2 separate regions of the Homo sapiens genome follow, and region 1 is linked to region 2. Evidence: chromatin loops called from intact Hi-C (ENCODE). Cell type or tissue: heart right ventricle. All regions are shown on one strand. Each heading gives the region's core, and the rest is flanking DNA. Links, peaks and the distances in the headings are about the cores only. Region 1 has its middle 130 kb from the start of TBC1D2B. Region 2 has its middle 73 kb from the start of ADAMTS7.

Region 1 (16,045 bases), core at 4,023-12,022, 800 kb after region 2:
AGGTGACCCGGGCTCCCTATTTACCTCAACCTCCTTGTGAAGCCTCCCTCTTTCTGCCTGTGAGGTGGGTGGGGCTGGAAAGAGGGGCATTCACCTGTGGGTCTCTGACTTCTCTGCCCAGGTGTGCCTGGGGAGTCTGGTCTATACCCGGTGCTCTGCTATACCCCACAGCCTGGTCACAACCTCCCTGCCTCCAGAGCAGCCCTGGCCCAGGGAAGAAGCGGGTCTCTGCATCCAATGATAGGTAGAAAATGAACGTGGGGATGATAGCACTGGAAAGGAGTCAAGGAGGAGGTGCCTTCCCAAGGATGTGGAGGGTTTTTCCAGAATGGAACTTGACTGGGGTGGGCAAACATCAGGAGGTGGGAAGGGTGGCTCCCTCTGTGGGAGCTGGGGCAACTTGCCTGGGCCAAATGGTGGTAGGCTGTGGGTGTAGGGTGGGCAGAGCTGGGGTGCCCAGAGCCTGGGGTCCCTGTCCTTGCAGAGGACTGGAATGCAAAACAAGTGCCCCCTGCCTTCTGGCTGCGGGACATCCTCTGCTTCCAAGCCCAGACATACACCTGCTGCCACAAGCCCCTGAGGCTCTTCAGAGGACCAATGGGCAGCCACACCCATGCTGGGCCAGCCTGCTGGGCCCACCTGCACCCTGGTCAGAGCCCATGACTGAGGGGACTCTCTGGGGGCAATGGGGGCAGTCCCATGCTGCCCTCTTACAGGTGGATCAGTCCCTGGGATCTGGTGCTGGGCTGGGGTGGGCTGAGGCTGTTCTCTGCTGGGGTACCTGGTGGACAGCAGGTGGAGCAACTTCTCCTTGGCTTTCCTGGACCCCAGGACACAGCTGAACACTGCACTCTACCCTGGATGCCTTCAGATGGGACCATGGGAAGGAAGAGGGGCTACCCCTGCAGGGGGCCAGGACCCTGGCCCATGCTTGCTCCCCGCAGCAGGCACCTCCTCTCCAGATTGACATCACCTGATTCCTGAAGGCCTGGGCTACTGGCCAGAGTCCCAACATCCTCACCAAGGTCTGTTTTTACATCAGAGCAGCTAGTACATGAGTTCGGAGCTGAAGGGGGCGGAGAGAGAACACAGGGCTCTGTTAAGAGTTCTTGGCTCCCTGCTGTGGTGGGCCCCGTAGAAGGCCCCCCAAAAATTTGCAGCTGCTATAAGTCACTGGGAGGAAGCTGCAGCAGACACGTGTTTCTCAGCCTGGTAGATGCAGAGGGGTGTCCGGACCCCCAACTGGGAGGCCCAAATGTGGCAGTGCAGGAATTCTAGCCAGCTCTGGGACCCTGGGCAAGTCATGTAACCTCTCAGAACCCCATTCCTGGTCACCATGGGGCTCTTGTGTGGATGTAAACAACCCTCAGGCCACTTATGTCCCATCAGTGGAAGCCTAGCATGGGTGGAGACCCCCGAGACTGAACTCAGTGGCGGGATCCAGCCTTCCCAGCTCTTCTACATAGAGCCCAGAGCTAGCAGGGTGGGCTGCCTGGAGAAGCAGGCACTCCTGTGGGCTGGAGAACATGAGCAGTGGTCCCTTTGGGAAGGTGGAAGAGGCTGTGGTCAGTGGAGGCCATAATGGGGCAGAGGTTGGGCAGAAGGGGCATGATCGGGGGATCTGAGACCCAATAGAGACTGGACTGAGGACTCTGTGCCACTCAGGCAGTGGAAACTGAGCTATGGCTGGGACCCATGGTCCTGAGTGAGGCCTGGCCAGTCTTGGAAGCTGTGCCAAAGGTGGCTTCATGTAAGGGTGCATCTGAGCACTTTTTTTTTTTTTTTTGAGATGGGGTCTTGCTCTGTCATCCAGGCTGGAATGCAGTGGCACGATCATAGCTTACTGCTGCCTCAAACTCCTGGGCTCAAGTGATTCTCCCACCTCAGCCTCCCAAAGCGCTCAAATTATAGGCCTGAGCTACAGAGCTGGGTTTTAAATCTTAATATCTCCTCCTGGTCTGCTTCCCTGGCTGACACACATGCTGGCATCTTGCGCCTAGACAAACATGTTTCTGGACTTGGTTCCATTTGTTCTGACGGGCTTCTCTCTCTCAATGACCGCACGTTACATTATTTGGCTATTCTTACACATTTCCGTATAGAACTGAGGGTTAGTGTATTAATGTCAAAGTTCTACTGGTTTTTCGAGGCTGGGTGGAATGTTTGGGTTAATTTAGTTGTGGGCATCTTGACAATATAGGCTTTTCCTCCAGGAATGGTGATTCTGGGACGCAGGTTTTGCACATTCTGGTTTATTGCTTGGCTCGCTGCCACAGAGGGATGGCACTGCTCCACACACCATGCCCTAGAGATGTCCCACCTTATCTGTCTAAATCAAGCTGGATGTTCTCAGCTGACAGGATATCATATCAGTGCTGTGGGGACTCACTCCCCTCAACCCGAGACGAAGTGAGGTGGAGACTATGGAGCAGATCCGTGCCGACTGCATTTGCCCTTCCTGACCCGCACTGCTGCTGGGTGGGGCTGTGTCTGAGCTGATAGAGGGCATTGATTTGGGCATGGGGAGGGGTCAGTACTGGAGAGATGCCCCTCACCTCCCTTAGCTCCTCCTGTCCACTCAACACTTGGTCACCAAGGCCCCTGACTTCCAGGCCTCAGTCACCACTAACGAGGTGCTGCATGGGAACAAAGCGTAGGCCCACAACCTGGAGTTCAGGTCACTCCTCCTTCCAGTTGAAGCCTCTATCCCTCCCAGGTGATTCCAGCCTCATTTCTCCATGGGCCAAATATCCTAAACAAAGGCCTGGACAGGGGGTCTTTATCCGAGTGCCCAAAAAGCACATGCAGAAAGGCTCTGCATGCCCCCTGTGGCCTGTCAGAGGTAAGAGCCTGCCCGTCAAAATGCACAATCCTGGTTCTTGCAGGGAGGTGAGGAGGGGAGGAAGAAAAGGTCCATCTCATTCCTTCAGCAGGAACCCAAACTTGGGAAAGCCAGACACAGTACATTTCTTAATGATCCTGACACTTTTATAACTGGTTACAGCTGGGTCACATGCACAACTGTTTTCCAACATCTTTCAATGGGCCACATAATACCTTGTAATTTTTTATTTTTATTTTTTAAGGCTGGGGGAGTGGCTCACACCTGTAATCTCAACATTTTCAGAGGCGGAGGGAGGAAGACTGCTTGAGGTTAGGAGTTTGAGACCAGCCTGGGCAACACAGCAAGACCCCATATGCAACAGAGAAAAACGCTGTCTCAAAAAAATTTTTTTTGAGTACAGTGGCATGATCACAGCTCACTGTAGCCTCCAGCTCCCGGGCTCAAGCGATACTCCCACCTTAGCAGCTGGGACTCTCAGAGCGCAGCACCACATCTGGTTAATTTTTTTATTTTTGGTAGAGATGCAGTCTATGTTTCCCACGCTGGTCTTGAACGCCTGGCCTCAAGAGATATTCCCAATGCGACCTCACAATGCACTGGGGTTGCAGGCATGAGCCACCATGCAGCCCCTGCAAAATCTAACTGTCCTTCAGGTGCTCCTTTTGGACCTCCTAGCTAGACTGCCATTGGCAAATGCCAGTTGATTATCCACCCACATGTATGTTAATGGATTTCCCATGTTTTATTTGTCTAGACCAGGCTTTCTCCACAGCAGCACTGTTGATGTTTAGGGCTGGACAGTTCTCTGTTCTGGAGCTGTTTGCGCCTCGCAGGATGTTTAGCAGCATCCCCAGCCTCCGCCTGCCACATGCCAGCAGCACTCCTCAGTGTGACAGCCAAAGTGATTTCAGATACTGTCAAATATCCCCAGGGCGGCAAAATCACCTCCAGTTGAGAACTGCTGACCTAAAACCCTCTGGAACAATGTTAGATCATGGTAATGATAGCGCATACTGCTCCTGACCTTAATGGGAATACCTCTAGCATCAAAGTATAGTAGTACCTGTATACTACTGTCTGGGCTGTTATTAGTACACTGTATTAGTCCATTCTCATGCTGCTATGAAGAAATACCCAAGACTGGGTAGTTTATAAAGAAAAGAGGTTTAAATTGACTCACAGTTCTGCATGGCCGGGGAGGCCTCAGGAAACTTACAATTATGGCAGAAGACACCTCTTCCCAGGGCAGCAGGAGAGAGAAGGAGAGCCGAGCAAAGGGGAAAGCCTATAATAAAACCAACAGATCTCGTGAGAACTCACTCACTATCACGAGAACAGCACGGGAGAAACTGCCCCCATGATTCAATTATCTCCACCTGGTCCCACCCTTGACACGTGGGGATTATTGCAATTCAAGGTGAGGTTTGGATGGGGACACAGAGCCAAACAATATCATATCCTTTATATTAGCATACTGTATCGAAGTATAATTTTCTTTCTTTTATTTTATTTTTTCTTTGAGACAGAGTCTCGCTCTGGCTCTGGCTGGAGTGCAGTGACACGATCTCAGCTCATGGCAACCTCTGCCTCACAGGTTCAATCAATTTTTGTGCCTCCACCTCTCAAGTAGCTGGAACTACAGGTGTGTGCCACCACACCCAGCTAATTTTGATTTTTTTTTTTTGAGTACATATGGGGTTCAACATGTTGGCCAGGCTGGTGTCAAATGCCTGGCCTCAAGTGATCCCATCAATACGACTTCCCGAAGTGCTGGGATTCCAGGCGTGAGCCACTGCATCCAGCCTGAAGTATAATTTTCACAATGTGAAAAGCTTGACTTTCATACAGATAATGAAGGAATATGTATAAGATATTTTCTTTAATTTACAAGGGAGTCAGCAACACGGTGAAGCTAGTTAGAGGAGCGTTTTGAGAGACAGTGTCTGTAGTGCTCCAGGAAGGGCATTCTGAAATGCATTCTGAGATAGAGACAAAACTTGTTAATATCCTATAGGCAGGCTGGGCATGGTGGCTCACACCTGTAATCCCAGCACTTTGGGAGGCCGAGGTGGGTGGATCACCTGAGGTCAGGAGTTCAAGACCAGCCTGGCCAACATGGTGAAACCCCGTCTCTACTAAAAATACAAAAATTAGCGAGGTGCGGTGCTGGGCGCTTGTAGTCCCAGCTACTTGGGAGGCTGAGGCAGGAGAATCACTTGAACCCGGGAGGTGGAGGCTGCAGTGAGCCGAGATCATGCCACTGCACTCTAGCCTGGGCGACAGAGCAAGATTCTGACTTAAAAAAAAATCATATTGGGAAATAAAAATGTCATCTTTGGGAGTTATCTTTTCTACTGGACAGAATTCTGTAAGTTAACATATATACATATTCTCCAGTATATTCACAACATATTCTGTAGTATATTTCCCTACACTACTGCTTTTCAAAGCATGGTCTCAAATTGGAAGCATCAGCGTCACCTGGGAACATAGACATGCAGTGCTTAGGCCCCCCCTCAGTCCTACTGAGTTAGAAACTCTGGTGTGAGGCCCAGCAGCCGGTTTCACAAGCCCTGCAGGGGATGATGATGCACTCTAATGTGTGAGGACCACTGCTCTAAATAGTCAATCTTTAATAGTAAAACAAGTATCTATGAAACAATGCTCCAGTATGACATTAAAAGGGCACACCATCCACCTTTTAACTTTATTTCTCAATTTAGATATTTTGTCTGATGTTAAATTTGCTGTTTTGTTTCTCAAATACTCTTAAGACAGTTTTCATCTGTTCCTAATTTTCTCTTTTTAAATAAAAAATGGTTTTCCAAATCTGTCCATTTTACTCTTCTTTAACCTATTGATAGGATGAAGTAAAAGTTACCTTTTTTTTTTTTGAGACGGAGTCTCACCCTGTTGCTCAAGCTGACTGAAATGCAGCGGTGCAATCTCGGCTCACTGCAGCCTCCATCTCCCGGGTTCAAGCGATTCTCGTGCCTCAGCCTCCCGAGTAGCTGGGATTACAGGCACCCGCCACCACGCCCAATTCATTTGTTTTTTTTTTTTTTAGTAGAGACAGGTTTTGCCATGTTGGCCAGGCTGGTCTCCAACTCCTGACCTCAAGTGATCTGCCTGCCTCAGCCTCCCAAAGTGCTAGGATTACAGGCATGAGCCACTGCGCCCAGCCATTTTTTTTTCTTTTTTCTGAGACGGTCTCCTTCTGTTGCTCAGGCTGGATGGAGTATAGTGGCGACATCATGGCTCACTGCAGCCTCCACCTCCCATGCTCAAGAGATCCTCCCACCTCAGCCTCTTAGGTAGCTGCGACGACACGTGTGCACCAGCAGAAGCAGCTAATTTTTTGTAGAGACCGGGGTCTCCCTATGTTGCCCAAGCTGGTCTAGAACTCGTGGGCTCAAGCGACCCACCGGCCTTAGCCTCCCAAAGTGTTATGATTACAGGTCTTATGTCCTTAAAGTTTTTCTTTGACATGGTATAGGATAGTCTAGTAACTTAACATACTGTGGTTTTCAACAGGCTAGTGCTTATGACTTGTAAAAGAACTCTTCAGAAATGAGCTCAATTTTACCATGAATTGGGACACTTTCCATTTCTTTCTATTCTATAGAGCAGTTTACTTGCCATGAGCTGTCTTTTGAAAACTTGAAAGCCTGCAGCAATAAAACCAGCTGCACCTGGTGCATGGGATAGGCATGGAATTGAGGAGAGAGTTCAAACTACGGTCAGCCCTCTGCATCCTCGGGTTCAAGATCCTTGGATTTAACCAACTGTGCATCAAAAATATTTGGAAAAAGTAAAACAATAAAAAGCAAAAAGTTATAAATACTTTATAACAGGTACTTACAAAGCACTTACATTGTATTAGGTATTATAGTAATCTAGAGATGATTTAAAATATACGGAAGGATGTGCATAGGTTATATGCAAATACTATGCCATATTATATCAGGGCCTTGAGCATCAGTGAATTTTGGTATCTCTGGGGTCCCGGAACCAATATCCTGAAGTTACTAAGGGATGACTGTCTTCAGTTTCTTCTTTGGTTATTAGTTTATTCTCTGATGTATTTTTGTTGTTGTTTTGTCTTTTTGTTTTTGCCTCTGCAAGTCAATGTCGGAAACTTAGTTGTTCCAGGCTACCATTAGCTCAGAGCTACCAGTAAGCAGACTACCACTGCAACCTAAGCAACCGATTTTTTCCCCCATCAGACTGGCAAAAATTAAGCATCTGTTGATGTTGAAGCTGTAGGGAGTTTTCCTGAGCATGTTAATTATGACAGCCCTTTTTGTTAGGCACCTAGACGATTCATCAAAATGAAATAAAATACCCATGCGCTTGAAGAAGTTATCTGGTTATTTCCTTATCTGGGTGCTGGTTATGTGAGGTGTACAGTTGATGAAAACTTATTAAGCTTTATATTTCTAATAGGTACAATTTTCTGTATGTGTAGTAGACTTCAATAGTTTTTAAAATGTCTTTTGCCACAGTCCGCAGCTGTGTATAATGCTATTCGCTTAACAGTGGAAAACATGACAATGACCTGAATCCCCCTGGCTCCCGGGATCCTACCCCCTTAAGTTAAACAAATGAAATAACTTCCACTGTCTTTCCTAATGCCTTAATTCGGTCCTCAGTTAAACTGACGGTGGATGCTGTTTTTTTCCAGGGAAGGATTCTGGGAGACGGAGGAGGAGACGCCAGCATTTCGCCCCCGGCACCTCCAGCGGGCTGCGGTCCGCTCCCGGCCTCACTCGAGCAGGCCCCGCCCTCCCAGAGGCCGTTAGTCCAAGTCAAGTGATCGTCGACTCAGTTGACCCTGTCGGACCGGAAAAAGAAATTCCCGGGCCCTGGCTTCCTGGTGCGATGATGAGGCACCAGGGGTGAAGCGAGGCATGGGCTGCTGGAGCGGGAATGAGGGGGCGCCAGTGGCTCCGGAAACGGGTGGAGGTTGTCTGCCCTGGCCTCTCCGCAAACAGTGTGTGCGGGCGTGAGAAAAGTCCACCGCTACTCCGCTCCCGAGACAGGGGCGGGGGTACGGGGCGGGTAAGACAGCGCAGGCCGGCCGGCTTAGAGTCCCCGTGCTTCCCTGGGGAAAGGAAGGGCCCCTGCCTCCCGGGGCAGGAACTAGGGCTTGTCTGGAGCTGGGAGTCCTTTCGGGTCTTCCCCAGCCACAAGAGGACCTCCCAAGGACACTCCCTTCCCCAGCCCTGCTGTGGGACTTAGACAAGAACGCGCTTAGAATTAGGATCACACTTCCACACTGTTAGGCAGCCCCTCCGCTGTTTCCAGAGTCAGAAAGTAGTAGTTTTGGGGTTGAGACTTATCCATCCATCCATCCAGTCCATCCATCCCTACGTTCTAAGCGCCTAGTCTATACCATGAAGTGTGCTAGGCACTGGGAGGACCTGAGCTGCTGAGGGAAGGGGAAATCGGAGCCTTGAATTGGAGTCATAGTCAAGGCTCCAGGGGCAGAGACCTAACTGCGCCTTGTGTGTAGTGCTAAGGGGGCTTCCTGAGGATGCCTTCAACCTTAAAGGCGGATGGATGGCAGGAGCTGGCTGGCTGAAGTACAGTTTGTGTACCAGGGGTTGGGAGGCAAGGGTGGGAGGCGTGTGTCTTCAGACAGGGAACAGCATGTGCAGAGACTTCAGGTTAGAGAGAGCATGACTCCCCAGGAATGAATGCATTTCCCATAGCTGAGAGAGTATTATCTGCAGGTTAGGGAAGGATGAGGCTGGACAAGTAAAGACCAAATCTTCCTGACTGTTGGATCACCACAATCAAGATAATGAAATATCCACCGGCCCCCAAAATTTCCTTGTGTGAGGGGCTATTTTAGGAAGTATCATCAAGAAGGGCGGGCCTGGCTGGGTACAGTGGCTCACGCCTGTAATCCCAGCACTTTGAGGGGCCGAAGTGTGCAGATGACCTGAGGTCAGGAGTTCAAGACCAGCATGGCCAACGTGGTGAAACCCTGTCTCTACTAAAAATACAAAAAAGCCGGGTGTGGTGGCACATGCCTGTAGTCTCAGCTACTTGGGAGGCTGAGGCAGGAGAACTGCTTGAAGCTGGGAGGCGGAGGTTGCAGTGAGCCAAGATTGTGGATTGTGCCATTGCACTCCAGCCTGGGCAACAGAGCGAGACTCCATCTTTAAAAAAAAAAAAAAAAAAGAGGGGCTGGTCTGATGAGGTGTCACTTGAGCAGAGAGTGGAATGAAATAAAGGATAGCAAGCCACGTAGAGAGTGCAGCAGGCATGGAGGCGGGAGCAAGGCTGGTGTCCCGGAGCAGCAGCAGGGAAGCCGGAGTGGCTGGACTTGTGTGGGTATGGGGAAGAGGGGAGAGAGGTCACTCATCTGTGTGAGGCACAGGACTTTGTTTTATCTCCTGCTGTACCCCCAGCTCTTAGAGTGGGAGCTAGCACAAAGAAAGGTGCTCAATTGATGTTTGCTGAGCAGATGAATGCCTGGAGTAGACCAAAGAGCAGGGTTTGGTGGCAGGGTGGGTCAGGGAGAGAGTTTACTCAATAGCCTGGTGATAGGGGAGAACAAATGGCCAGAGGGTGTCCATCTATGATGGGGACCAGGGGTCCTTGCTGGGCAGCAGTGTGGGAGACACACAGATCCTGGCCACACCTCAGCCTTCCCTCCAGCCTGATTACCTGACTCCCTCCCTTGCAGAGGTTCTGGTTCTGTGGTGATCTGGACTGTCCCGACTGGGTGCTGGCAGAGATCAGCACGCTGGCCAAGATGGTTGAGTGCACAGGGTGTAGTCTGAGTGGAGGAGGGGTGTTGGGGGTGGGGATTGTGGGTGTAGATGATGATGAGGTTTCTCTGGGGTTAGGGCCTCAGTGCTCTCAGCCTGTGCTACCATGCTTTGTGACCTTGATCAGTGGCTGGCCTGCTCTGAGCCAGTCCCCAGGAAGGAGGGGTGAGGTTTGCCAGCCTGGCTGATGTAAGGACTTCCCTTCCAGTCCTCTGTGAAGTTGCGGCTGCTCTGCAGCCAGGTACTAAAGGAGCTGCTGGGACAGGGGATTGATGTGAGTACAAGATCCAGCACCCCATTGTCCCATGCCCTTATGACCCCTCCTGCCCTGAAACTGCACTAGGCCCAGGGAGACGGGTGACCCGGCCTTGCAACCTCTCTGGGCACCTCCCATACTTCTTTCCAGCCTGTCTGTTCCTTATTGCAGGATCCAGGCTGTAGGTGAGGGGCTGGTGAGCAGGGGCCTGGCACCGCCTGAAGGTCTCCTTTCCCCATAGTATAAGAAGATCCTGAAACTCACGGCTGATGCCAAGTTTGGTGAGCACCCCACTGAGTTCACAGGCCCCAGGCAACCCTGGGACCTCGGCCTGGTGCCTGGTACAGAGCCCGCCCCCACCCCCCACCCCCCGCCAACACACACATCCCAGCAGTATCCTTAACCTGCCTTCCCTAGTGGAGGAGCATGAGGGAAAGAAAGACATTGACAGTCCCACCTTCCTGTCCTCTGCCAGCTCCTGGTGGAGCAGTAGCAGTGCCTGTGGCTCCAGGAGGCCTGGGGGCTTTGAGCTGAAGTTAATAGGGCAACAGGGGGGTGGCTGGGCCCACAGTGACACCCCCTGTCCCATGCATGGGTCCCTGAGAGTCAGGCGATGTGAAGGCCACAGTGGCAGTGCTGAGTTTCATGCTCTCCGGAACTGCCAAGCACAGTGTCGATGGCGAATCCTTGGCCAGTGAACTGCAGCAGCTGGGGCTGCCCAAAGGTACGGGTTGTGGGTGGGCAGCTGGGCAGCCTGTGGGCCAAGGGCTGCTAGAGAGGGGACAGGCCCTGTGACCCTGAGGTGTACCCTGCCCTGTCTGGGCCAGGAGCCCAAGCCAGGCCCCCACCTGCTACCTCCAGAGCTTCTCCATTCTACCCCCAGAGCACGCGGCCAGCCTGTGCCGCTGTTATGAGGAGAAGCAAAGCCCCTTGCAGAAGCACTTGCGGGTCTGCAGCCTACGCAGTAAGTATGAGGCCAGCCAGGGTCCAGGCTCATCCTAGAAGGTGCACGCAGCACACAAAGTGCGTGGAGAGTCCAGGGAGACAATTTAACCGCAGTCACATACCGAGCAGCCGCAGAGCCGGGACGTGGCCCTCGGTCTCCTGACCCCGCGCGCTCTGTGATGTGTACGTACAGGATCAGACCTTGCCCTTTCCTCCTGGCTGACCCTTCCTTAGTCCCCCGTGCCCCATGTGTGAGCACCCAGCTCACTCTCATTCCTCCCTCTCCAAAGCGTGGTCCCTGGCAGCACGAGTGGCAGAAGGGACAGCAGAGACTGTGGACCCCTCAGCTGCACCTAAGACCTCTGTGTGGTCTAGCCGTGTGTGCTGGGGGAGGCTTTTGGCCACCATTTCCCCGTCTGTAAATGAGACCGATACCTGTAGCATGGAGGGCAGGAGGCTGGTGTGAGTGCCAAGCACTTGGAGCAGGGCCCTGAGTGAGCATGGACGTGGGAGCAGGGGTGTTTCTCGACTTTGTGCACCTTGGGGATGGGAGTGGGGCTCCCTGCGTGGGTTGACAAGGCATTGTTTTCTCCCACCCCACATTTGTCCCAGCCCTGCAAGTCCAATCCTTGTGGGTCTAGGAAGGAAGAAGCCCATGGCTGTGTGACCTCAGGCTGGTGCCTGGCCCTCTCTGGCTGTGAGTTCCTGGGAAAGTCAGCACCCAAGGCATGCCCTCAAGTTTAGCACTTTGACAAGAAGGGCGGGGACACTGGGATCAGGCCCAACCCTCTGGCCCCAAATCCCACGGCCCCAGCTGGAGGATGAGGAGATGCTGAGCTTGGATGGGGGAATCAAGGGTGTAAAGGGGCCCGCTCACCCCTCAGCTTGGCTCAAAGGTTCAAGGCGTCAAAGGTTCAGCCTGCGACTCAGGAAGGAGACCTGGCCCAGCCAGACACTCACCAGGACAAGGGCAACTGTGACGAGCAGGAGGCCCAGGATGAGGAGAGCCACAGCATAGCTGGAGATAAAGGCATCCAGCAGGCTGGAGGCTTTGGGGCTGGGAGTGCCTAGAGCAGAGCAAGAAGGCCATGGCCTGGCGGGGCTTTGCCTCCCAGACTTCTAAGAAGACAGAATCTGGGCCCAGAAGCTGCTGCGGGACCAGAGAGCTGGGACTAGGAGCACCTTGGAGGGCTCCATGAGGAGGGGAGGCAGGCTTCAGATCAGGGCATGTGGAGGCAGCGAGCCCAAGGGAGGAGGCAGAGGAACAGAGGGAGGCGGGCCTGCAGAGGGAAGGAGGTGATGACCGTGTCTACCAAGACGCCCTCTGCCTCCCACAGGGTGTGCAGGCCCTGGCGTGCACAGTCCCACACGACGGCCTGGGCTGGCGCCACCCTGAAGAAGGTGGCACCCACTCTGGCGGTCAGTGGGTCCGGCCTGCTGAGAGGATTATCACAGATTTCAGGGGGCTGTGCAGCCTTGCGGGACTAGGGGAGGTCATCTTTTCCAGCCTCCTGTCCTCAACCCCACAATGCTGGTCTGAGCCCTGGGTCACCCAGGGCCACCCTGGACCCACCGGAATTCCTCCACCACCACTTGGTCAAAGTTCTGCAGAGATCTGAGGACGAGGGTCAGCTGGGGGTCAGGAGAGGATGAAGAGGGTCACAGCTCTACCAAACGAAGCTTCATTCCTGGTGGTGCCTGGCCCACCCCTCTGCTGCCAATCTCAGGCTGGCCCAGCCCTGCAGAGTAGGTGCCTAGAGGCATCGTAGCAGTTCCTGTCATGCTGGTCTCCCCCCGGGGCCCCCTCTGGAGCCTGGTACCACAGATCTCAGGGTAGGGGGTACAGCTCAGTCTCCCTTCCCCCTCATGCCCCTCATAGGGGCTTGGTCCACCAAGGCCCCTGACTGCTGGGGGACCCACACCCACGGCCCCCTTCTTTCTGACTGCTGGCCCTTCCCCAGCCTGGATACTCGAGCCCTGGGCAGAGGGGTAACGATCCCAGGACTGTCTTCGCAAGCAGAGAGGCTACTTGGCACCAGGCTCTTACTCCTTGGGCTGAGCTCAGCAGCAGGTGTGTCACCAAGGTCCCCTGGGCAGAAGGGGCTCAGCCCTGAGGGCCCATCACTTGCCACGCCTGCATGTTCCTGCTAGGCATCCACCCTGGGGACCCAGCTTCCCCCTGCCCCCAGCTGCTGGCAGCCCCGTCTTGACTCATCCAGGGTCCTGGAGGCCATGCCAGGAAGCAGCCAGCAGCTGGGAGGAGCACGTGGTGTTTCTGCATCTTTTTTTATGGAGCTCCCGTGGGTGGGAGGGGCTACAGACTCAAGGGAGACTGCAGGCCACCCCTTCCCCACTCCCTGGCTGGGTGGGCTTCCAGCTCAGGAGTCTGACTGGAAGGATGGGACTGTGCTGTCCCAGAGGCAGGTCTGAGGAGTCCAGGCCCAGTTTTACCCTCCAGCAGGGCCCCTTTCATTCATTTGTCCAGCTGGCTTTGCCCAAAACCCAGGTGATGTCTATGTGGACTGTGTCCCCTGTCCCCAAGGGGAGTCTGGCTCCAGTCCTGGCCTGGAACTCAGAGACCTTAGAATTAGAGGCCACATCTGGCAGGGAGGACCAGCCAGGGCAGGTACCATGTTGGCAGCCCCAGACCTGACACCACGGCTCCCATGTCCCCTCTCCACTTCCGTCCTGCATATCATCTACGCTACGTGCTGTCTCTGATGAATCCAAGCTGTCAGCTTCTGTCAGCTTGGCCGGGAAGTCACGCTGACCGTAAGGGGAATGGTGCAGCCTGAGTTGGGGGCTGAGTGGGAATGGGCCTGGTGTGGGGTGGGGGAGGTGGGGGCGAGGCGGGTGTCTGGCGCCTCTCTGCTTATCTTCCCTTCTCCTTTGCCCACGAAGGAGGCGTCTTCTCCATGTCCCTCTGCCACCCTGGGAACATAAAATTCTGCCCCAGGTCTGTCTTCCTTTGGACATAGCCCACCTACCTTCCTGTGGGACTCAGGGCTTTGTTTTGTCCTGTGGCCCACATGAGAAGCAATTATCCCTGCCCTGCTCAGCTGAGAGAGGACAAACTGAGGCAGAGCAGGGGAACAACTCTGTCATAGTCTGACTGTTAACGGCAGAGTCAAGACCAGCCCTTCCCTGAGTGTCACGTCCAGTGGACACTGTATTAGTCCACTTTGCATTGCTCTAGAGGAATACCTGAGACTGGGTTATTTATTTATTTATTTTTGAGATGAAGTCTAGCTCTGTCACCCAGGCTGGAGTACAGTGGCACCATCTCAGGACACTGCAACCTCTGCCTCCTGGGTTCAGGCTACTGTCTTGCCTCAGCCTCCTGAGTAGCTGGAATTATAGCCATGCACCACCATGCCTGGCTAATTTGTTGTATCTTTAGTAGAGACAGGGTTTTGAGATGGAGCTTCGCTCCTGTGGCCCAGGCTAGAGTGCAATGGTGTGATCAGCTCACTGCAACCTCTGCCTCCCAGTTCAAGCAATTTTCATGCCTCAGCCTCCCAAGTAGCTTGGATTACAGGCATGCACCACCATGCCTGCCTAAATTTTGTATTTTTAGTAGACAGAGTTTCACCAGGTTGGCCAGGCTGGTCTTGAACTCCTGACCTCAAGTGATTCACCCACCTCGGCCTCCCAAAATGTTGGAATTACAGGCGTGAGCCACCACTCCTGGCCCTGAGACCGGGTAATTTATACAAGAGGTTTATTTGCCTCACAGTTCTGCAGGCTGTACAAGCATCTGCTAGGCTTCTCGTGAAGCCTCAGGAAGCTTTTACTCCTGGCGGGAGGCAAAGAGGGAGCAGACGTGTCGCATGGTGAGAGAAGAAGCAAGACAGAGGAGATATCAAGCTCTCCTGTGAACTAATAGAAAACTCACTCATTGAATCACTCGAACCTGGGAGGTGGAGGTTGCAGTGAGCCAAGATCATGCCACTGCACTCCAGCCTGGGCTATGAGCGAGACTCTGCCTCAAAAAATAAAAAAATAAAAAATAAAAAATAAGAAAACTCACTCATTACCATGGGGAGGGCACTAAGCCATTCATGAGGGATCCTCCACCATGACCCAAACACCTCACATTATAGGCCGCACCTCCAGCATTGGGGATCACATTTCAACACTAGATGTGGATGGGACAAGTATCCAAACTATGTCAGAGGCCTCCCCCTCCCTCTCATCAGAGTCTTCTGTCTTCAGTTCAGGTGCATGCTGGCTTCCATGCCTGGCTTCCTAGGAAGTCATCTTGGCCCCATGGGGTTGGGCAGGGCCACTAGCCCGAGGGTTGGAGCCCTATCTCTCCTAGTCCCAGCCTGGGTCTCCATCATGGGCTAGCCCGCTCTGCTTGCTGCGTTCTCTCCACACCTGCTCCCTGCAGCCCAGGGGTCAGTCTGGGTGCAGGCCTGGGTAGAGGTGCAGGAGCAGACTCTGCCCCCAAGCTCATACCTCCTGTGCACCATGGCAGCCAAAATCCACCAGCATGACCAGGAGTGCTGGCTTGTTCTTGTAGTCTCAGTGTTTTGGGAGGCTGAAGTGGAAAGATTGCTTGAGACCAGCCTGGGCAACATTGCCAGACCCTGTCTCTAACAAAATAAAATTAGGCATGGTGGCATGTGCCTGTAGTCCCAGCTACTCAGATGGCTGAGGTGGGAAGATCACATGAACCCAGGAGGTCAAGGCTGCAGTGAGCTATGATTGCACCACCACACTCCAGCCTGGGCAACAGAGCAAGACCCTGTCTCTAAAACAAGAAACAAAGTGTACCAGTGTGTGGATGCCACCACCTACTGGTGTGTGGACCTGACCTCACTCAGCCCCATCAGTGAGTGGGAGGTTTCCTGCTGTCTTCCAGAACATTCCCACCACTACACCTGTGTTCCTCCTGCATTGTTTGGCAGGCTTTGTGAGGGGACCTGTCACCTACCTCTCTGGCTGCCCTAAGGCCCAGCTCAAACCTTCCCTGCCCCTGAGAACCTTTTTCTGAAGAGTCTTTCCCCCACCCATAGGGCCCCTCATTTCAGAGCTTTTGGTAGGGTGAGTACAAGGATTGACTCTCTGCTACCAGCCTAGGAGGAATTGTCCCTAGGGTTGGGTCTCTGGATGGCATATGGGGGTCTAGACCAGGACCCACATGCCTGTAACCTGAAGGGCAGGCCCTCAGCTGCCCCAACTTCATGGAGCCCCTCGTCCAGCCTGACCTTC
Region 2 (16,045 bases), core at 2,690-10,689:
CTCCCCCTGGCCTTAAAAAATAAAAATAAAAAAATAAATTACATGGTGTTATGTGGCCAGTTGAAAGATGTTAGAAAACAGTTGTGCATGTGACCCAGCTGTAACCAGTTATAAAAGTATCAGGATCATTAAGAAATGTACTATATCTGGCTTTCCCAAGTTTAGGTTCCTGATGAAAGAATGAGATGGACCTTTTCTTCCTCCCCTCCTCACCTCCCTGCAAGAACCAGGATTGTGCATTTTGACGGGCAGGCTCTTACCTCTGGCAGGCCACAGGGGGCATGCAGAGCCTTTCTGCATGTGCTTTTTGGGCACTCGGATAAAGACCCCCTGTCCAGGCCTTTGTTTAGGATATTTGGCCCATGGAGAAATGAGGCTGGAATCACCTGGGAGGGATAGAGGCTTCAACTGGAAGGAGGAGTGACCTGAACTCCAGGTTGTGGGCCTACGCTTTGTTCCCATGCAGCACCTCGTTAGTGGTGACTGAGGCCTGGAAGTCGGGGACCTTGGTGACCAAGTGTTGAGTGGACAGGAGGAGCTAAGGGAGGTGAGGGGCATCTCTCCAGTACTGACCCCTCCCCATGCCCAAATCAATGCCCTCTATCAGCTCAGACACAGCCCCACCCAGCAGCAGTGCGGGTCAGGAAGGGCAAATGCAGTCGGCACGGATCTGCTCCATAGTCTCCACCTCACTTCGTCTCGGGTTGAGGGGAGTGAGTCCCCACAGCACTGATATGATATCCTGTCAGCTGAGAACATCCAGCTTGATTTAGACAGATAAGGTGGGACATCTCTAGGGCATGGTGTGTGGAGCAGTGCCATCCCTCTGTGGCAGCGAGCCAAGCAATAAACCAGAATGTGCAAAACCTGCGTCCCAGAATCACCATTCCTGGAGGAAAAGCCTATATTGTCAAGATGCCCACAACTAAATTAACCCAAACATTCCACCCAGCCTCGAAAAACCAGTAGAACTTTGACATTAATACACTAACCCTCAGTTCTATACGGAAATGTGTAAGAATAGCCAAATAATGTAACGTGCGGTCATTGAGAGAGAGAAGCCCGTCAGAACAAATGGAACCAAGTCCAGAAACATGTTTGTCTAGGCGCAGGATGCCAGCATGTGTGTCAGCCAGGGAAGCAGACCAGGAGGAGATATTAAGATTTAAAACCCAGCTCTGTAGCTCAGGCCTATAATTTGAGCGCTTTGGGAGGCTGAGGTGGGAGAATCACTTGAGCCCAGGAGTTTGAGGCAGCAGTAAGCTATGATCGTGCCACTGCATTCCAGCCTGGATGACAGAGCAAGACCCCATCTCAAAAAAAAAAAAAAAAAGTGCTCAGATGCACCCTTACATGAAGCCACCTTTGGCACAGCTTCCAAGACTGGCCAGGCCTCACTCAGGACCATGGGTCCCAGCCATAGCTCAGTTTCCACTGCCTGAGTGGCACAGAGTCCTCAGTCCAGTCTCTGTTGGGTCTCAGATTCCCCGATCATGCCCCTTCTGTCCAACCTCTGCCCCATTATGGCCTCCACTGACCACAGCCTCTTCCACCTTCCCAAAGGGACCACTGCTCATGTTCTCCAGCCCACAGGAGTGCCTGCTTCTCCAGGCAGCCCACCCTGCTAGCTCTGGGCTCTATGTAGAAGAGCTGGGAAGGCTGGATCCCGCCACTGAGTTCAGTCTCGGGGGTCTCCACCCATGCTAGGCTTCCACTGATGGGACATAAGTGGCCTGAGGGTTGTTTACATCCACACAAGAGCCCCATGGTGACCAGGAATGGGGTTCTGAGAGGTTACATGACTTGCCCAGGGTCCCAGAGCTGGCTAGAATTCCTGCACTGCCACATTTGGGCCTCCCAGTTGGGGGTCCGGACACCCCTCTGCATCTACCAGGCTGAGAAACACGTGTCTGCTGCAGCTTCCTCCCAGTGACTTATAGCAGCTGCAAATTTTTGGGGGGCCTTCTACGGGGCCCACCACAGCAGGGAGCCAAGAACTCTTAACAGAGCCCTGTGTTCTCTCTCTGCCCCCTTCAGCTCCGAACTCATGTACTAGCTGCTCTGATGTAAAAACAGACCTTGGTGAGGATGTTGGGACTCTGGTCAGTAGCCCAGGCCTTCAGGAATCAGGTGATGTCAATCTGGAGAGGAGGTGCCTGCTGCGGGGAGCAAGCATGGGCCACGGTCCTGGCCCCCTGCAGGGGTAGCCCCTCTTCCTTCCCATGGTCCCATCTGAAGGCATCCAGGGTAGAGTGCAGTGTTCAGCTGTGTCCTGGGGTCCAGGAAAGCCAAGGAGAAGTTGCTCCACCTGCTGTCCACCAGGTACCCCAGCAGAGAACAGCCTCAGCCCACCCCAGCCCAGCACCAGATCCCAGGGACTGATCCACCTGTAAGAGGGCAGCATGAGACTGCCCCCATTGTCCCCAGAGAGTCCCCTCAGTCATGGGCTCTGACCAGGGTGCAGGTGGGCCCAGCAGGCTGGCCCAGCATGGGTGTGGCTGCCCATTGGTCCTCTGAAGAGCCTCAGGGGCTTGTGGCAGCAGGTGTATGTCTGGGCTTGGAAGCAGAGGATGTCCCGCAGCCAGAAGGCAGGGGGCACTTGTTTTGCATTCCAGTCCTCTGCAAGGACAGGGACCCCAGGCTCTGGGCACCCCAGCTCTGCCCACCCTACACCCACAGCCTACCACCATTTGGCCCAGGCAAGTTGCCCCAGCTCCCACAGAGGGAGCCACCCTTCCCACTTCCTGATGTTTGCCCACCCCAGTCAAGTTCCATTCTGGAAAAACCCTCCACATCCTTGGGAAGGCACCTCCTCCTTGACTCCTTTCCAGTGCTATCATCCCCACGTTCATTTTCTACCTATCATTGGATGCAGAGACCCGCTTCTTCCCTGGGCCAGGGCTGCTCTGGAGGCAGGGAGGTTGTGACCAGGCTGTGGGGTATAGCAGAGCACCGGGTATAGACCAGACTCCCCAGGCACACCTGGGCAGAGAAGTCAGAGACCCACAGGTGAATGCCCCTCTTTCCAGCCCCACCCACCTCACAGGCAGAAAGAGGGAGGCTTCACAAGGAGGTTGAGGTAAATAGGGAGCCCGGGTCACCTCTGTCTGATCTCCTGCCCTCCTGGGACAAAGCCAGAGGTTGGAGCTGGGAGGTGTTGAGAGCCCTGGCCCAGCCCTGGTTTCACTGATGAGGCTCAGGGAGGGGCTGGGTCAGCCTAAGTCACTGGGTCCATAAGGAAGGGCCCTTTCCATAACCCAGGACCCTAGAGCTAGCCGAGGCCACATCCCTTTCCCACGTAGACCAAGTAGGGGCATGAACTGGCTTCTGGCTTCTAAGGCCGAGGCCCAGCACACCTCTCCCTCCCCTTGCCTGCAGCTGTTGTCACACATCAAAAGTGCTTTTTTTCCCCCAAGGTGCTGGAGGCGCAGCTCCTTGGGCTGGACCAGGTGGCCAATCCAAACAAGTCCTTGTGTGTCCCCCACCAGCCAGGAATTCTCATGCCATGCAGCAGCTGGGGGCACTAGGATACCCTGGGGGATTCCAGGGATGAGCCCTCCCTGAGGCTCCTACAGCAGCACTGCCACCCCCAGACCTGCCACCAGCTCCGTTTCCATGCAGCCTTCAAGAACCTGGCCCCTCACACACACCTGCCCCACTCCTCACACCTGGCTTTCCTGTGAAACGTGGAACTGGTTCCACCTGGGCCAGCTGGAGAAGGGCCTCAGGAAATCACCATTTAGGGGGTTCGTTCCAATCATTCATTCATTTATTCACCAAATACCCACTGTCCACCTTTCTGTACCAGGCCAGAGGTGATGGGTCAAGCAGAACACATGTCCCAAGGAGCTTTCCTCTCTTTAGAGACAGGCAGGCGGACTCTCACACCATGAGGTGCCCTCTGGGCTAGGGGGTACCCAGGGCTGGATGCAGGGGCGGCCCTCGCCCACAGGAGGTGCTGGTGGGTACTGACATGGAGGCCACCAGGGGGTGAGGGTGTCCAGACAGAGGACCTAGCATGTGCCCAGGCCCAGGGTGTGACCGGGGGCAGGTGCAGGGCTGCTGTATCTGGAAGGCTTCCTGGCTCTGCCAATGATAGGCTGTGGCTGGATCAGGCTTCATGTCAATTTTTAACATTTAATAAATTTTGATTATGTAACTAAACATTGTGATAAAAATTGTGAAATATAAAAGTTAAAAACACAAAAACCAGCAAACCCCTTCTCTCCCCAAGTAACTACTTCAACAGTATTTTCAGACTTTTTTTCTCATGTATCTGCAGCTATAAACTTAAGTTGCACAAGATAGTATCCTTCCCCATATTCTGTTTTGAAGCTGGATTTTTCACTCAGCAGTGAATAGAGGCAGGCTTTAAACAGGCCACGCATTGTGAGGGCCCTGGGAAAGGAGACTGACCATGTTGCTGGGTGACCTAGGGCAAGTCTCGCCCTCCTCAGAGCCTGGATTTCCTCAGTCCGGTGAAGGGCAGGAAGGGCTGCAGTAGGACTACATCAGCGCTTCCCAAACTCAGAACCGCCACGTGGAGCTGTGTGAGCTGTCACTGCACAACCCCAGGGGCAGGAGCATTCTTGTCACGGCCTCTGTGAGTGGGGCTCCTGCCCAAAAGTGTGCTGTGCCAACCTGGGGCCCACAGGAGGATTTTAGGCGATATGCGGATGAATTGATTTTAACCATTTCCTTCTATCTGTAGTGAATGAGACCGATTCTCACCGGGAGGGCGTGTTAAACCACAGGTCACTGAACCCACGCCTCAGAGGTTCTGATTCAGGAGGTCTGGGGTGGCGCCTGAGAATCTGCATTTCTAACAAGTTCTCAGCTGATGGGGATGCTGATGCTGCTGGCTCAGGGACCACACTTTGAGAACCACTAACCACAAGTTTCTTTTTATTCATTTATTTAAGGCAGGGTTTTGCTCTGTCAGCTAGGCTGGAGTATAATGGTGCAATCACAGCCACTGCAGCCTCGACCTCCCAGGCTCAAGCAATCTTCCTGCCTCACTTCCTGAGTAGCTGAAACCATAGGAACATGCCACCATGCTGGATTTTTTTTATTTTTTGTAGAGACGGAGTTTCACCATGTTGTTCAGGCTGGTCTTGAATGCCTGGGCTCAAGCAATTCACCTGCCTTGGCCTCCTATAGCAAAAGTTTCCTTTTTAAGTACATTTATTTAGGTTTTAAAAATGAGTTAACTTAAAGCACATGAATAGATCCTCAACACTAACCACTGGGGAAATGCAAATTAAAACCATAGAGCTTTGTTACCCAGGGGGTGGTCAGTGGGCCAGCAGCATTGGCTCACCTGGGAGTTTGTTAGACATACGGACTGGCAATCTCACCCAGCCCAGCTGAAGCAAATTTGCATTTAACAAGATTTCCAGGTGATTCCTATGCTCTTTGAAGTTTGAGAAGCACTACCCGGGAGAGGAATAGAGATTATCAACTTCAAGCCTACTCTTGTCCAACAGTTGAGCAAAAGAGTCACAGCTGACCTCTCCCGCCATCCTCAGAATCATCTGTGGGGAGGGTGGGGCATAGGGTGGAAGACCTTCAAAGTCCGAAGAGTTTGACTTTTGGGGCTCAATGCTGCAGGCCATAGGGAGCCATGGAAGGCTCTCAGGTGGGTCAGACTCTCTGACCTGAGGTAAATAAATGACAGCTGAACATTAGCGAGCAAGCCCTGTCTCCATGAGCAGCACCGGTGGTCCTCTGAGCATGCCAGGCATGAGTGTGCAGGGAGCTGGTGCAAATACCTCTGTGTTTGGGTGAGCTTCTGTGTTGTGACTCTGCTCACATGTGTGCTTCAGTGTGCCAAGTGGCTGCACACCCCAGATCTGTGCTGCACGTGCCAGCCAGTGAGGGTGCTGGGTACCAGGATGTGGCGGGGAAGGAGGCGTATGCGTGTTGTGGACATGTGTGTTAGCGTGTGCATGCCGGCTGTGCATGCTGTGGGGCCTCATAGCATGTGTGTGCACACCCCGGCATGTGCGTGTGTGTGTGTCCCCCAACCCCAGGCCTGCCCCACCCATGCGTGTGACCTGTCATGTTGATCTGATGCTTTCAGAATCACTATCAGTGGTCCCTGAGGAGCATCAGCCATGGTAGGTACATGCCTCACCGCCTGCTCCATGAACGGTGTTCCTGCCCCGCTGCACCGGCTCCACACGGGGGCGCACCTGGGACCTCAGATCCAGGCTCCCTGCCCCTCCCTTCTGGAGCTGCAGATTTGCTCTTTCCTCTTTCTGTCCTCGTGCTGCTGGCTCTCTCACCTCCCTTCCCTGCAAGCCATGGGACTCAGCGCCACTGCCCAAGGCCTCCATGGCTGAGCCTGGGGGCTGTTGGAACAGTCTCCATGCCCAAGCTGGCAGACATGGGTGCTCTCTGTAGTCATCAGAGAGGGCAGAGAGCTCATGATTTATGGTGTAGGGGCTGGGAGCTTGGACGGGGTTGTGTGTGCGGCTGGACTCTGAGGCAGCTAGAGGTCTAGGAACGTCATCCTGGGCACGCTGTACCTGTCGTGCAGTCTGAGTCATGCTGCCAGGTCAGGGTATCCAGATCCCAGCCTGGGAGTGTCAAGAGTCAAACCCACTGCAGAGGAGGGGTGATAGTCAGGGTCCCACCTCCTCTATCTGTTGGCAATCCCTGGTGATCTAGGATAAAACCTTAAGAGTCCCATACACACGGTCATCCCACAACACACTTCACAGGCCAGGCAGGGACACACAGCCCCCTTCCCTCCCTGCCAGGTACCACCGCAGCTGCTAGCGTGTGACTGAAGGCAGGGTCCCTGGCCCCCACTGAAGCACTATCGCCGACCAGCAGGCTCACGCACCTTGGCCTGTTGCTCCTAGGGGTCGCCTGTGCTATTCAGCCAAGGGGACCACAGTGCCTGCTGGCCCAGCTGAGCTCCGCCTAGCGAGCCCACCTGCCTCTCCTGCCATGGACTCTCCCTCTTCTGCTTTTCCCAGCAGGAAGGACCCAGCCTCAGCTATGAAACTTGCAGCCCCCCTCACCCCGCAACCAGCTGAGGCTCCCCTCTTAGACTTATAAGTCTATGGCCAGTGGCATCCGGCTACCTGCCCTCCCTGCCTTCCCCAGGGTCCCTTCAGAGGACCCTGGACTTTCTCACCACCAGAGGGGCCTCTGGTACTCACTCCAGCCATCCATCCCTTATAGCTTCACCATTTTGGTTCAAGCAGTGTTCCTTATCAGGCCAGGTGGCTGTTGGGTGGGGCTCCCCAAGCAAGAGGTGGCCCTGGGCCAGTGGGTTGGAAGGCAGGGTGACCAGAGAAGAGAGAAGCCCAAAGCGGCTGAGCATTGGTCTGAAGTGTGGGTGCACTGCCTGGGTGCCATGGGAGAGGCCAGTGTGTGTGAGCTGGGGAGGGCTGCCGCAGCCCCCAGGCACTACCTGTGAAGCTCTGGCTTCTCCCTCCATCTTCCTCCCCTTTCCCTTCCAGCCCCTCTTTTCCAGGAACCTTTGCTACACCCGCACCTGCGCGCTCCCCTCCCCGGCCCTCCCACAGCTGCTGCGACATGCCCGTGCTCTGCGCTTGCATCACCAGCTCTCTGCTTGCTATTCTCTCTCCTATTTTCTCTCTGCTTTTCTCCAACTGCCAACTGATTGGGTTAGGCAAGTCCATCCCATCCTGAGAGCTCCAGCCCCACTCCAACCTCTAAACAGATCCTCCTCTTCTCAGAGACCTCCCTTTCCAAGCCTGCCTGGGCGGGTGTCCTGTGACTTGACAGTGGCTCCCCAGCCCCAAAGCCAGCCCCCTTCATCTGTGACTTAGTCTGTTGTAGTGGTGAGCTGACACATCCAGGTGTGACCATTGCTGAAAACTTGTGGCCCCTCTGTGGTATGCCCCTGCCTTGTTCTATAAATAGCTATAAATACTCATATATATATAAATATAAATATATATATAAATATACATATATATAAATATATATATAAATATACATATATATATATATATATACACACACACACACCTACATATGGCCGACCACCTCGCCTCTAGCACTGGGAATCAGTCACCGTGCTGTCCTTGTGGAGTCTTGTGGCCCAACAAAAGGAAGGTCTCCCCTGACACTGCCCCTCCAAAGTGTGCCACCTCCAGTGAGCCTGCCTGTCATGCCCAGCCTGTGGACAGCCAGCCCCCGCCATCCGTCCCACCCCCCCACCGTCCCACCCCCCGCCATCCCTCCCACCCCCCACCAAGCATGGGGGTGCTGTGCAGGCAGCTGTGTGGCCTGACAGTCTCTACCAGCCCTGGTGTCCCTTGGCTGAGAATCAAACCCATTTCTGGATGATGGGGAATGTGTCCTCTGCTGGCTGTGTTCTCTGTGGAGCTGAGGGGAGGGAAAAAGCCAAGCCATTTCTAGGGTGCTGTTGGGAGCGGTGAAAAGGCCACACCCTTTCCAAGGGACACTTCCTGGAAAGCCCCTGGAGCTTAGCTGGCTCTTATCCTGTGAAGCTGGCTCTGGCCACTAGGGGGCAGGACCATGAACTCAGCCTGGAGGAGCCTGCGGGGCAGCTGACACTCTAGAGGGCCAGACAGAACAGGCCACCCTGTGCAGACAGGAGAGGGAGGCAAGGGGACGGAACCGAAGACGACTGGGGTGAATGGAAGTCAGTGGCCTTGGGTGCTCGTATCTGCCTTCCCGGCCACCGCTAGATCAGGCTTCTGAGCCTGTTGGCTGTCAGGGCCGGACTGTGCCCCATAGGCGCCATAGCAATCCCCATGCAATCTACCAGGTGTCACCAGGCAGCATACAGGTAACAGGCCTGGAAGGTCCCCAACAGCCCAGCTGGACATGCTCACTCTGGGGCTCTTCATTCAGTGGCGCAAACTCCAGGACCCAGTGAGGGAAATGGGAACCCACCAGGCTGAGCAGTATGGCTAAATCCATTTATTCCAAAATGGAAAGCAAAATAAACAGGAGTCACATCACCAAGGCAGCCAGGACCCCATCCCCTCCTCCTTCCTCTGTCCTATGCTATCAATAAATAAGTTTCCCAGCCGTAAATAATGATTAGAACCTCCTCCTCATATGCCAGCTCCAGCCTCTGGTAGGTATGATACAAGGGGTGGCCCTACCCCCCGGAATATACAAAATGTTACACAGATACTATGTGTACACTGGGGAAGGGGGGCCACCCCAGCAGCCCGAGCCCTCACCTGCTCTACAGTTAGCCCCACTGTCCCGCCTCAGCTGCCTCTCTGAATAAGATGGGAGCCCCCTGAGGGAAAAGTTGCTTTGGTGAGAGTAGGGGAGGCCATCAGGCCTCCTCCAAACAAACCAACTCCGCCAGCCTCTGGCTCTTAAATAACAATCATCATCATCCAGAAATTTAAGGACTCAGCCCTGGTCAGGTGCCAAAGGGTCTGTTTATCTCCCCCCATTAGGCAGGGATCTTGTCTTGCCACCCTAATGGTAAAGGGGTGACTGGGAAGGGGTGGTTGGTCCATGGCGGGGGCGAAGTCTCCAGTCCCACTTCTCCAGGCTTGTGCCGACAGAGACCTGCTTTTATTTTTATCCCATGACTTAAAAAAAAATCCCGTAACTTCCTTTTCATAACTTTTTAAAATACTTTTCATAAAACATTTTTCTACTTTTTTTCACAACTTCTTTTGCCACAACTTTTCCACAGCATTTTTTATCCCATAACTTTTTCATCCCACAACTTTTTAAAATTCCCGTAACTTCTTTTTAGTTTGTTCCTTTAATAAACACACTTGCATAGTTACATTACAATTTCATAAAAATAAAAACTGATTATCTCATGCCAACTGTCCCCAGCATTTTCACAGTCTCAATACTCTTAATACTATAGTTTTCAAGACACATAAAATTTTAAGGCAAAAACAGCACTTTGCAACAATTTAATAATTTATTACATTACAGTAGCATCACAGTAGCAGTGAATAATCCCACTTTAGGCAGTTTCCGTATTTCCATTATACATTCTGTTTACAGGAATTCATCAATTGGTAAAAGTCATTCTAAGAAAACTTGGCAAATAAAGGTTTGGACTTGAATTGGCATCTCTTTCTCTACTTTTCCTTCCTCCAGTTTCTTTGTTTTAAACTACTGTATTCATATTTTAAAATGTTATAATCTCAGCCACCGCTTTGCCCCAAGCTTCCTGCTGCTGCAGCTGGTCCACGAGCTGGGTCTGCAGCAGTAACTGCCTGTGCAGCGCCTCCTTCTCAGAGGTCAGCTGCTGATAGGTGGCCACGTACTGCTGCAGGTGACCCAGGTACTAGTCTCACTGCTGCTGCAGACTCTGAGACTCTTGGCTCTTCATCTCCACCTGCAGGAAGACCCTGGGCATGAGGGCACATGGTGGCTGGCTTCCAGGTTCTGGGCCCATTAATAGGGTAGCTAGGGCACTGTGGGGCTCTGTCACCTGCCCAGGACCCTGCTCCCTTGCTCCAGGCCTAAGAGGCTTCCTCCCTTGCCTAGAACCCCATACCTCCTTCCCCAGCCTCAGATCTCATGTCCTTCTTCCCACCATTTAAACTGTAGGCCACAGACTGGTGGAAAAGCAGAGGGAGCCAACCACCATCTGCTAAGTGTGCTACATGCCTAATGCTTTCCAGGTATTCTCTCATTCAATCCTCAGCACCTCTGCAAGGAAAATGCTAACTTCCTTTTGAAGTTACAGAAACAGAGACTAAGAGATGAACAGTAGTTGAATGGTGACCAGTGGAACCGAGGTCGGAATCCAGTTTGAATCTAAGGAGGCTTTTTTGTTTTGTTTTGTTTTGTTTTGAGACAGTGTCACTCTGTGGCCCAGGCTGGAGTGCAGTGGTGCAATCTCAGCTCACTGCAACCTCCACCTCCCGGGCTCAAGCGATTCTCATGCCTCAGCCTCCTGAGTAGCTGGGATTACAGGCATGCGCCACCATGCCTGGCTAATTTTTTATTGTTGTTTTAATTTTCGTAGAGATGAGGTTTTGCCATGTTGGCCAGGCTGGTCTCAAACTCTTGACCTCAAGTGCTTCTCCTGCCTCAGCCTCCCAACGTGCTGGGATTACAGGTGCAAGCCAATGTGCCCCGCATAAGGAGCCTCTTGTACCACTGTCTCTTCCCCCGATTGGGGGAATCCATGCCTCTAGCTGGGGGGATGATGTCCAGACCTGGGAGGAACCCAGGGCTACCCACCTCTAAAAGTCAGAGGGCAGGAAGCAAGAAACATTCATAGGGCTGCCCTGGAGGGTGCTGGGGTCACCTGCCCCCCAGCTGGAGCTGCCTTTGGCCTGGCACCTCCCTTCCCCAGAGGCTGGTGCCCGCCTCCCAGCCCTTCTTGGATGGGGTGGAGGTTACCATCTCCTTCACCTCGCCTGGCTTCTCCTTCAGCTCCTTTACTTGCTTCTCCAACTGCAGTGTGCTCTTGTTCTCGTTGTTCTGGACAGAAACAATCAGTGGCCATCCACTGCAGCGGGAGACCCCTGAACTTGGTGTCTGCCTCCCATGTCACTGGAAAGGTGGAGGCAGGTTAGAAAAATCATCCCCTCTCCCCCACAGCCATCAGAGGAGGGCCTGATGAGCTCTGGCTCACAGGTGCCTTTAGAAGTACCATTTCATGTGAGGGCTGCACTGCCCCGTTTTACAGGTGGGGAAACAAAGGCCTGGAGGGATAGGGATGAGGGCAGGCTCCCCAGGTGGGGCAACCCACCAGATCCTCGAAGCTGCACTGTGGCTCGGCCAGCTGCTTGTCGAGCTTGTGGTTCTGGGAGAGTGTGAGCCTCTCCTCCTGCTTTCGTAGCCTCTCCTTCTCCCACAGCCTCTTCTCCTGGTCCCACAGCCTCTCCTCCTGCTTTCGTGCTGCTCCTCCTCCTTTTGCAGCCTTTCCTCCTGCTTCCATAGCCTCTGCTCCTGCTTTTGCAGCCTCTCACCCTCCTCCCCCAGCCTCTTCTGCTGCTCCTGAATCCTCCCATTTTGCTCACACAGTCTCTCCTGCTCCTGCACCCTCCGCTCCTCCTGCTCTCAGAGCCTCTCATTTTGTTCCTTGCTCAGGAGACTCAAGGCCTGGTTGTTTTCCACCTGGGATTGGAGCTTTCCCTCCAGTCCCTCCACTTCCTTCCTCAGCTGTTTGGCCTCATCTTGTAGCTGCTCCAACTCAGAGGTCCCTGCTGGGGGTGCCGGGGACTGGGGCTCAGCTGAGAAATGAAGCAGGCAATAAGAGCCTCTGGATTTCCCCCGCTACCCACCCCCCGCACAAAAAAAAACCCTCCTCTTGATGCACAGCTCCTCTCAGGCTTCCCATGGCCATGGCCTCACTGCTAATGATTCCTCGCACCCGATGGTAGCCAGTTTCCAAGCCACTTTCACATAGAGAGCACTGTGGGTGGCTGACAACGAGCACTCCTCCCTCTTTGCTTATGGGGACCCTGAGGCTATGGAGATGACAAAACTTGCCATCTGCTGGCACAGACCTCTTTCCCTCTGCCTCAAAGCCCTTCCATCCACCCACCTCCCTGGGGCATTCTAAGCCACCCCCACAGACCTCTGATGCCAGTCCTGCTCCCAGGTCACACCAGCCCCATCTTACCCATCTGGTTTTGCAGTTCAGAGAAGCTTCTCTCCAGCTCCTGTATCCGATGTATGTCACGCTTCTTCTCTTCCTTCAATGTGCGAGCCTGCCGAAAGCACAGGGGAAAGGGCCCTGGAGAGAGGGGCTGGTGGCTGGACAGGCTACCATCTGCATCTCTGCCCCCATCTCCACAAAGCCCAGACCCATGACCACCTCTGGCTGTACTATTCCCATTCTACAGATGCCCAGAAAGATCCAGTGACCTATCTAAGATGGGGGCTGAAGGGTCAGACCTCACCTCCACCGACATTTTCCACATCCTCTCCTGCTGCCGGGCCCTCTCTCCTTTTATGTGTTTAGCATATTCGTCCTGCTCTAGCTGGACTTGTTTTAGTGACTCTGTCACCTGCAAGAAATGGGCACACAAGTTAGGAAGGGCTGTCACTGGTCCTCACCTGCTCCTGGCCACCTGGGGTCATCTTCCTTCCACATCCCTCCCTCTGCAAAGCCTCACCTGTGTCACGTGTGCGTTCAGCAGTGCCTGCTCCTTTATGGTCTGCTGTAACCGCCGCTGGAGGACCGCTTCACTGCAGCTCGAGGACTGGAGGGTGAAGAGTGAGAAGTTTCGATCTGGGGAGCCCGGGCAGTGCCCCTTAAAAGGGCTAGGGCTAGGCTCAATATACAACTCGGTTAGTAAAGGTCAAGGCATTTCCAAGCCCGTGGCCTGGTTATTAAAAGAACTCAGTAAAGTTGGAAGGGAGAGGGAAAGAGATCGAATTTACAGCTGGCTAACAGAGGCCCAGAGAGATCAGATAATATTGCTATTGTTATTACTGTTATTACTACCACTGTTTGAACCGTTATGGAGTGCTTCACCAGGTTCCATGCTAGCAATCCCATTTAATCCTCACAACCACCATATGACACAGTTACTAGGATTACCTCTATTGTGTAGATGAAAAACATGGAGTATTTGAAGTTAAGTGCTTGCCTAAGATCACTTAGACAGAGCTGAGATTTGAACACCCGAGTCTATCTGATTCTCTAAGCCCATTTTTCTTGCTGGGGGTGGGAGCACAGATAGGAAGGGGAAAATTAATCTTTTGTTCACTTTTTGAAAGGATGATACATTCATATAGTCCAAAACTCAGAAGGTACAGAAGGGAGGTGTCTCCCAGGCACCCTGTTACTCTCTCCTGAGTTTTTTAGGAATGCTTGCAGACATATTTTATGTATCTTATAATAGTACACACACACACCTTTCCTCTCTCTACAGAAATGGTAACATACAAAAGGTACTCTTCTGTTCACAGTACAAGTACCAAATACCCCACCTAGGACTTGGCCAAGGCCACAACCAGGTAAGGGCAGGGCAGAAACTTGGCCTCTGAGCTCTGCATCCAGTGCTTACTCCCAACAGTGCCCCCCAAATTAGCCACAGCAGCTGACTCAGCCCCAGGCTGCCTCTAACAACCATACACAAAAGCAGCGAGAAATGACCATGCTGCCTTCTGGGCAGGACACTCCATCCTGGAGAAGGAACCTTTAGGCTCACTCCTCCATCTGGGAAGCCAGGCTGCCAGGGGATGGGGCAGCTGGTCGGACTCACCCTGTCCTCTTCCTGCTGCTGTGTAGACACAGCACAGAGAGCCCGCTCCGATTCTTGAATATGCTGTAAGGAGTATTGCAGGCAGCCAGCCAGATCCTTGGACTCTTCTGTAATGAGAGAGGTTGAGATGGGGGCCAAAAGACTCCCCCTAAAGACCTGTCAAAGTGCCAGGTTGAAGGATGACGGGATGCCCAGATTCCCACCTTCGAAGTGTCGGGCAGCACGTTTAGTATGGTAAAGGGTGGTCTTCAAGTCTGCCTTTTCCAACGTGAGGATGTTGATTGTCTGGAATTGAATGTTTGGGAGAAAAGCCAAGCAAGTGCTGAAAGAGAAGGAAAGAAACATTCTCCGGAGGACAGGAGAAAACTCCCCACCCACCACTCACCTCTAACTGCTCCGTTTGTGCTTTGTGTATTTCCTTATTTGCTTTCTTTTCCTATAGGAAGAGGAAGACAGGGCTCTTACCACAGGGAGGCAGACATGGCATAGCAAGAGACATGCCCCCAGAATGCCACCAATGCCCCAGGACAGGCCCACCCATGGGACCAGGTTATCAGGGACCCTGTGGGGATGGGGTGGAATCTGAGGGGTGAGCCTTCTTCCCCAGGCTGGGAGTGGGTGAGACGAGATTGGCGCCTCTACATCTGAGTGCCCCCCAAACCCAGCAGTCATGTTGTGAGCAAAGAAATCACGTTACTTCTTCCAGCTGATGTTCCACTTGTTTCTTCTGCTGTTTCTGTGGGGAGAGTCAAATTCAGGTGACTGAGGGTGGCCCCCTCAACTCCATTCCCCAGACCAGGAAGTGGTAAGCAGTGGTCAGGAATGGATTTTAAAGGCAATGTTCTCAGAACCAATGGCAAGAACTGGTCAACTCTCCTCAAGCTCCCAAAGACAGAGGATTTGGGTCTTTGTTGGTTTTTGCCCACAGCCACAGAACTCAAAGTCTGAATCTGGATTCTCTCAAAAGGACAGTAACATAAACTTCTAGAGACGGAGACTCAGAAAGGCCCACCCTTCTGCCTGCTTGTGATTTAGAAAGGTGCCTTCATTCCACAAACAGTTACTGAGCACATACAGGACAGTTATGGTTCTTCACAGCAGATATAGGATGGAAAAGGACAGACAGGAGCCCTTGGCCCTCAGGTTTCCATTCTAGGGGCCTTTAAATCTCAGACTTTCAGAGCTAACAGAGAGATGCTCTACCTCCTCCAGAAACATGAGCCCAAGGAGGACAGGTGGCTTTTCCAGACTCAAAGCAAATTAGGGACTGAGTCAGGGCAGAAATACGGGGCCCCTGACAACCAGTCAGGCTAGTGCTTCCCTGAGAGGTGACAACCCCAGGGCATGTGTGGCAAGGATTGGAGTGGGGTGTCTGGAGAAGAGAGTCGGCAAAGAGGGCAGTGACAGAAGAGCCATGCTGTGTGCTCCTTGCTCTGGGGTCCCTCCAGGTGAGGCCTGGGTGCTCCAGCTCCCCATTTGTCCTTGGCACCAGGGGCCCCCAGCTCCTTTCTTCAGGGCCCCAAGGGGAACTAAAGGCCAGGATTGGCAGCGTGGAATCACGGGACCCCACTGGACTCTTACCAATGATTCTATGTTTTCATTTAGTTGATTGATTATTGCGGAGCTTGAGTTCAGGGCTACTTCCAGTTCTTGGTACCGACTCTGAGGCGCATGCAGAGAGGAGGAGTTGGAGGAGGATTGTGGGGAGAGGTGGAGAGAACAATCATTAGGGCTGGGGTGTGTGTGGGCTGTCGGGCTGTTTCAGCTGGCAGAGGGGCACCCAGCCCCTGCTGTGAAAGGAGGTTGGAGGGCTGGCCTGCAGGGTCACTGCACCTTGGCCCAGGGCCTCTTACCTCCAGATCCTTCAGGGTAAC

What was found. A loop is a pair of places that touch in the nucleus more often than their neighbours do. Peaks named below come from ENCODE experiments on the same cell type or tissue, not always from the same donor. Only the 100,000 strongest peaks of a DNase experiment are listed, where the experiment ranks them.
Region 1: a loop joins it to region 2, with 9 times the contacts of the local background. A loop is called at or near these places in 10 of 110 quality-filtered maps.

What each region holds. Positions count from the first base shown.
Region 1 is chr15:77,936,244-77,952,288 of GRCh38, reverse strand. It overlaps the pseudogene COMMD4P1. Among named protein-coding and RNA genes, the nearest start is that of TBC1D2B, 130 kb to the left of the region's middle. RefSeq lists enhancers at 140-640, 7,568-7,862. In heart right ventricle, for the core only: no CTCF peak of the experiment used is centred there; a DNase peak (open chromatin) is centred at 7,648; H3K4me3 peaks cover 1,183 bases; H3K27ac peaks cover 1,413 bases.
Region 2 is chr15:78,730,783-78,746,827 of GRCh38, reverse strand. It overlaps the pseudogene LOC646934 and the pseudogene DNM1P37. Among named protein-coding and RNA genes, the nearest start is that of ADAMTS7, 73 kb to the left of the region's middle. RefSeq lists enhancers at 5,410-6,389, 6,390-7,369, 11,266-11,767. In heart right ventricle, for the core only: CTCF peaks have their summits at 5,998, 6,200 and 8,456; no DNase peak of the experiment used is centred there.